2 separate regions of the Mus musculus genome follow, and region 2 is linked to region 1. The links are chromatin loops, found by intact Hi-C in ENCODE. Cell type or tissue: gastrocnemius. All regions are shown on one strand. Each heading gives the region's core, and the rest is flanking DNA. Links, peaks and the distances in the headings are about the cores only.

The links. Hi-C counts contacts between places; a loop is a spot of excess contacts. Peaks named below come from ENCODE experiments on the same cell type or tissue, not always from the same donor. Only the 100,000 strongest peaks of a DNase experiment are listed, where the experiment ranks them.
Region 2: a loop joins it to region 1, with 2.3 times the contacts of the local background. A loop is called at or near these places in 9 of 42 quality-filtered maps.

The regions. Positions count from the first base shown.
Region 1 is chr14:31,017,520-31,020,432 of GRCm38, reverse strand. Gnl3 (guanine nucleotide binding protein-like 3 (nucleolar)) reads left to right here and starts at 1,302. Exons shown (of 15, transcript NM_153547.6): 1 at 1,302-1,504; 2 at 2,567-2,625. The coding sequence starts at 1,492. It overlaps Pbrm1 (polybromo 1), which reads right to left and starts at 1,295. Exons shown (of 33, transcript NM_001081251.1): 1 at 1,140-1,295. RefSeq lists an enhancer at 564-592. In gastrocnemius, for the core only: a CTCF peak has its summit at 2,408 (motif pointing left); DNase peaks (open chromatin) are centred at 1,016 and 1,323; H3K4me3 peaks cover 2,500 bases; H3K27ac peaks cover 2,438 bases.
Region 2 is chr14:31,071,342-31,074,254 of GRCm38, reverse strand. All of the region lies in intron 19 of Pbrm1 (polybromo 1), which reads right to left. Among named protein-coding and RNA genes, the nearest start is that of Pbrm1, 54 kb to the right of the region's middle. In gastrocnemius, for the core only: no CTCF peak of the experiment used is centred there; no DNase peak of the experiment used is centred there.

The DNA.
Region 1 (2,913 bases), core at 249-2,748:
AGGAGACTGAGGCGGGTGATCCAGAAGTCTGAGGTAAATCTAGCAGCAAAGTAAGGCCACTTCAAAGATAAACGAGGATACTTTCCAATCTTTCATTTTGGATCTTAAAAACTACTAAAGCAAAAGCTATGTTCCTCAACATCTGGAATCCAATATGCTTCTGAATTACTTTGGGGGGAAAAGCCTACTACCAAATGGGTTAAGAAAGAAACGTATAACCACTTTTTTGTTTTAATGGCAGGTCTCACTATGTAACCCAAGTACACTGGAACTTGCGATACTCCCAACTCAAGAGCTAGAACAGGTGTTTTCTACTGTGCCTGGCTCCTACAGTAAGTTTTGAAAAGTTTGGATTAAGATAGCATATTCCACCATACGCTTCTATAGTTAGTCCTCGAATTCCTACATCCGGTCTATTGTGTATTTGTCATTTGTTTTCCAGGAATTTTATATTTTTGTCCCCCCTTTGATATCAAATTTTCTTAAAATAAGACTCACTTCTTCAGAAAACAAAATTTTGAAACGGAAAATACTTTTAAAACCAGAAAATACAGTTTACAAAAACTCAACTCGTCGTGACGGTACAAATGAGAAGCTTAAGTACCTAGCCTGTAAATAAGTAAGTCTCTCTGACAAAAACAAAAAAATATTCCGTTTGGGCGATCATTGGGAAAGAAAAAAACAAAAACAAAAACTCAATAGGGAGTTTTTTGCCGAACGCACAAGAAACCAAAAAAAAAAAAAAAAAAAAAAAAAAAAAAAAAAAAAAAAAGAGGCCTTGAGAGGCGGAGGAAAAGAAGAGTTCGCCCGACCTGTCACTGGTTCTGGGGCTAAAGGAAACGTTGACAGCTTTGAAGGCGGCCCGCGACGGGCGGGAAAGAGCAGCGAAGGGAGTTTCCGGGCCCTGCTCTGCCTTTGTCCCGGCGGCAGGTGCGGCCGGGCTGCTGGGCCCTGTCCCGAGGCCCCGCCGCCGTGCCGTGCCGCGCCCCGCCCCGCGCCCTGCCCGACCAGCGCGTCCGCACCACGGGGCGGGGCCTCCGCCGCGACTCCCGCCCGCCCGCCCGCCCGCCCGGGCCGACACAAAGGCCCGGCAGCCGGCCGAGGAGGGGCGGCCCCGCCCGCCCCGGGCCCGGCCTTACCCCGCCGCTCCGCCGCCTGCAGCCCCGGCTGCGGTCCCCGACCGCCGAGCCCCGCCCCGTGGCCGCCACGGCTGCTAGCGCTCCTCTGGCCGCGGCCGTCTCTCCGGCACCCGCCGCCCTCACCGCCCTCACCCCTCCCAGTGCTGCCGTAAATCCAACCTGTGGCCGCCAGGCGAGCCCGGCTCGGCGCGACAGTGTATGTGTGTGCGCGCGCACTCGGCCCGGCCCCGACACACTTTCCGGCAGGTCCTGGAGCGCGTGACGTTGAACCGCAGTTCCAGTTCGCACGTGGCGCCCGAGAAGTCGTGGTGATCCCGAGACCTCCTCTGCTCCTGAAGCGTCCGCGGCCAGGATGAAGAGGCCTAGTGAGTGGGGTCGGGAGCGAAACGCGCGGGTGGTGCTTTGTGGCTGGAGGGAGAGGACTCTCCATAGGCCATTGATGAGTTCCGCGTAGATCTGATGCTTAGAAGGCCCAGACCCAAATTTGGCCTGTTGTATAGCAGGAGAGCTAAGCCCTTGAGAGGAAAACCGAGCCAGATTTCTGTGATTAACGTGTTTGAGCCTCTTTTCGAGCCTGCCGTTTTCCTAGAACTATTCAGAACCATGGTCTTTCGGCCTTGGTGGCACGCGCCCTAATCATGTACACGAAGGATGACGCAGTAAGATAGAAAGTTTGCAGCCAGCCTGGGCTGTATACTGAAACCATGGCTTAAAAATTAAAAAAAGAGCCTGGCCGTGTTGGCGCACGCCTTTAATCCCAGCACTTGGGAGGCAGAGGCAGGCGAATTTCTGAGATCGAGGCCAGCCTGGTCTACCAGGACAGCCAGGGCTACACAGAGAAACCCTGTCTCGAAAAAATAAAAATAAAGAAAGAAACCTTGATATTTGTAGTGCTTTCCTCTAGAAGCTGCTTCCATTGTGGGTCCACCGAGTCGAATTGACTGGCGTTGTGGTGTGATTTCCATTAAATACCCTGCATAACTTTGCAGGGACGGTTGAGGCAAGATCTATGTTGCCCGGGATAGCCTTATTGTTGTAGGCCCCCATGGCCTGATAAAACAATCTCTTGAGGGCCAGGAATATGGCTATAAACACTTGCCACTAAGCCTTACTGTCAAGAGTTCAAACTCATATGATAGGTAGAACTGACTCCTGGAAATTGCTTTCAGACCTACACACAAAATAAGTAAATGAAACATTTTGGGTATGGAGTGAAGACCCAGGGTTGTCCCAGCCCACGTGGCAGCTCCATGCTGTCTGTAGAAGGACAAGTGATGAAGCCCTCTTGTGGCTTCCTTTGCAAGAACACTACATGCACGTGGTTGGTCTGCTGACAAGAGAGGGCAAAACATCCATATAGGTGATGTGAGAAATTTAAAACACTCACTGCTCATGTGTGCAGTCTTTCTCTTTCTTTGTTTTGGCAGAGTTAAAGAAAGCGAGTAAACGTATGACCTGCCATAAGCGATATAAAATTCAAAAAAAGGTAAGTGTTCTGTGAGGCCCATAGCAAGTGGGGTGCTAACATGGCTTTCTTCATCTCTGTGGGGAAGGCTCTTGTCATGGTATAGGATTGGACAGACTGCAGCTGTGGGAAAGTACAGGGTAAACGAAAGCCTCAAGCTAGCACACTGGCATCTTTACAGAGAGCTGCAACACTTTTCTGTTTTTTGTGTACATGTTAATTCCCTGTATAGTTCCAGTTGAAGTTCTGCTTTTCTAGGGTGCTTCACATCCATTATAAATTGCGGATAGGCTGGCTTGTTCCCTAAGT
Region 2 (2,913 bases), core at 200-2,699, 54 kb before region 1:
CAGCGACAGTATCTTCACTCACATACACAAAATAAATAGAAATGAAAGGCCCATGTCGCTTGTTGCTGTTTAAAAAACAAACAAACAAACAAAACACCCTCCAGAGTATCTGAGCCACACATTGTGATACATGTCAGTGATCCATCACTTTTAGAAAGTGGAGGTAAGGGCTGGAGAGATGGCTCAATGGTTAAGAGCACTGACTGCTCTTCCAGAGGTCCTGAGTTCAACTCCCAGCAACCACATGGTGGCTCACAACCATCTGTTATGGGGTCTGGTGTCCTCTTCTACATAAAATAAATAAATCTTTTAAAAAATAAGGTGGAGGTAAAAGGACCAGGAGTTCAGAGTCATCCCCATTTACATAGTGAGTTTGAGGCCAGTCTGGCCTACAAGAGACCCTGTCTCAAAAACAAAAAACAAACAAACAAAAGAATGAGTGAAAAAACATACAATTGAGTACCTGAGTTGTCTGTGTCTCCTTTTGCTCAAGGTATGTTCCTTTCTTACACATGTCAAAGGAAAGGCCTCCTACATTTGTCAGATATATAGGCCTATGATTCAACCAGGGCAGAAGGAGCTAGCAGAATCAAAAACTGTACTATTGCTCTTGAGACCAAATCCAATACTTAATTTGCATTAATTTTCTTTTTCTTTTTGGGGGTGGTGGTGGTGTGAATTCAAGATGAGATCTAACTGCCTCTGCCTCCTGAGTGCTGGAATTAAAGGCATGGTCCACTATTACCTGGCTGTATCTATTTTCTTAACTCTAGACCCAATTTATAGAAAGTGATAAAAGACTTAGGTTAATGTCTTTCTTCTTTTTAGTCCTAAAGCATTGCTACCTTGACTCACAGGACTCATTGAGAACAGAAGCTAAATTTTAAAGGCATGAGAATATTCTGTGTATTAACAAGTATAGGCCTGAGAGTTACTCTAAATTTAGTTTCTCAAAAGTAACTGATTTGGAGGAAATTGGTAGATGCAAAACTCCAAGATGGGAAAAGTTTTGTGTCATATTTAATATTTGTCTAAATTTCTTTCCTTGTTATTGGGAAGCTATGAAAAATAAGCTTTATTGAGACACAGTTTTACTGATACTCAAACTGGCCTGTAAGAAAGTAGGAAGCCTAGGTTAGCTCTGAACTTGTATGAACTTGTATGATCTTTCTGCTTCCGCCTTCCAAATGTTGGGATTATAGGCGTAAGTTATCAGGGGTAATGGCAAATATATTATTAACAGTTATGCAGACTTTCTGGCTGGGGGAGTATGGCAGACAAAGCAAGGCCCATCAGCTGTCTTTTGAAACATGGACACTTGAGCACCAGTTATCAGATACACTTTGGACGACTCTCCTGTCAACAATGGGAGCTGATGAAGAATTAACACTGCCAATAACCTACATGGGTGTTCTAGAAAGGTTCTAGAAACATGCTCTGGGATCTGAAGATGCTAGTACTTTTGGGAAAGCAATAAAAACAAAATTAAGTAAGGAAGAGTTCCCTAAGATACCGATTTTGAAATCTTTCTTGACCAAAGATATCTGAAGTTTGCTTTCTTTCTTTTTTTTTTTTTTCGAGACAGGGTTTCTCTGTGTAGCCCTGGCTGTCCTCAGACTCAGAAATCCGCCTGCCTCTGCCTCCCGAGTGCTGGGATGAAGTTTGTTTTCTTAAAATTAAATTAATTTCATAATAGCTTACAATTTTAGTGGAAATTATAAGTGAAAATACACATTTGGTAAATTACTGTTACACTGAAAGAGCAGATATATAGTATCAGGCTACCTGATGTAATTAAATTTTATATAAAACACTAAGCATATACTTTAAATTGTTTATTTAAAAAGTATTGTAAATAATTTATTAATCTTTGCTTTGGTTGTTCTTAAAGATTTCTGCAATATAATTATAGATTTCAAAAACATTCTGTCGGGAAAAAAGTAAACAGTGAAACCCTGTCAGGAAAATACTAAGAAGCCATGAGCAGTGTAGCACACTGTAAGTCCCAGCACTCAGAGGCACAGGAAGTTCAGGATACCTAGGGCTAGACAATGAAACCGTGCTCAAAACTAACTAAATAACTAGTTGTTTTTTAAAAAAAAAAAAAAAAAAAAAAAAAAAAAAAGAATTTTTTTTTAGCCTGAGAAACCAGGTGTTGACTATGCAAGAGCAAAAATTCAAGACAGAAAAACAACCAACTCTAATTTCCTTCAATTGTTAAGTAATCCTTTCAGGTAAATCAGACATTCAGCAAAAAGAAATAATTAAACTTGTAAGAGAAGTTCTTCTCTTCTCTGTACTTGTCTTCCTATGGAGTCTTTTTACCTGCAAGGGAGCCAGAGTGCTTCTTTAGGAACCCTGCCCACGCACTGGTCACCAGTCCTGCCTCAGCACTGTGCTGTTCCCAGCTGCTGAGAATGATCCACTGCCGCCTGTAACTGCTCAGATTCTAGTATTCCATAACTGTCAGTAGTACTGGTGGGTAGGGGTTATGTGGTGATGAAGGAAGACTATTCTGGAAATCTACATGTGTATATTTCACATGGATTTATTTACCAATGAATACTTAAACATCTAAATGTGTATTCATGCCTAAAATTAATGTGAATATACTAGATAAATGTCTAAATATTTATATTAGATAAATTCACTAAACAGATGGATTTGAAGCTATTTCTTTTTTCCTTTCTTTTGGTTTTGTGAGACCAGCTCTCACTGTATAGCTCAGGCTGGCCTAAAATTCAGATCCTTCCATCTCTGGTTCCATGAGCTGGGATTTCAGATATAAACCATTACATTTGGTTTATCAATTCTTCTTCTTTTTTAAAAAAGATTTATTTATTATTATACATAAGTACACTCTAGCTGACTTCAGACACACCAGAAGAGGGCATCGGAGCTCATTACGGATAG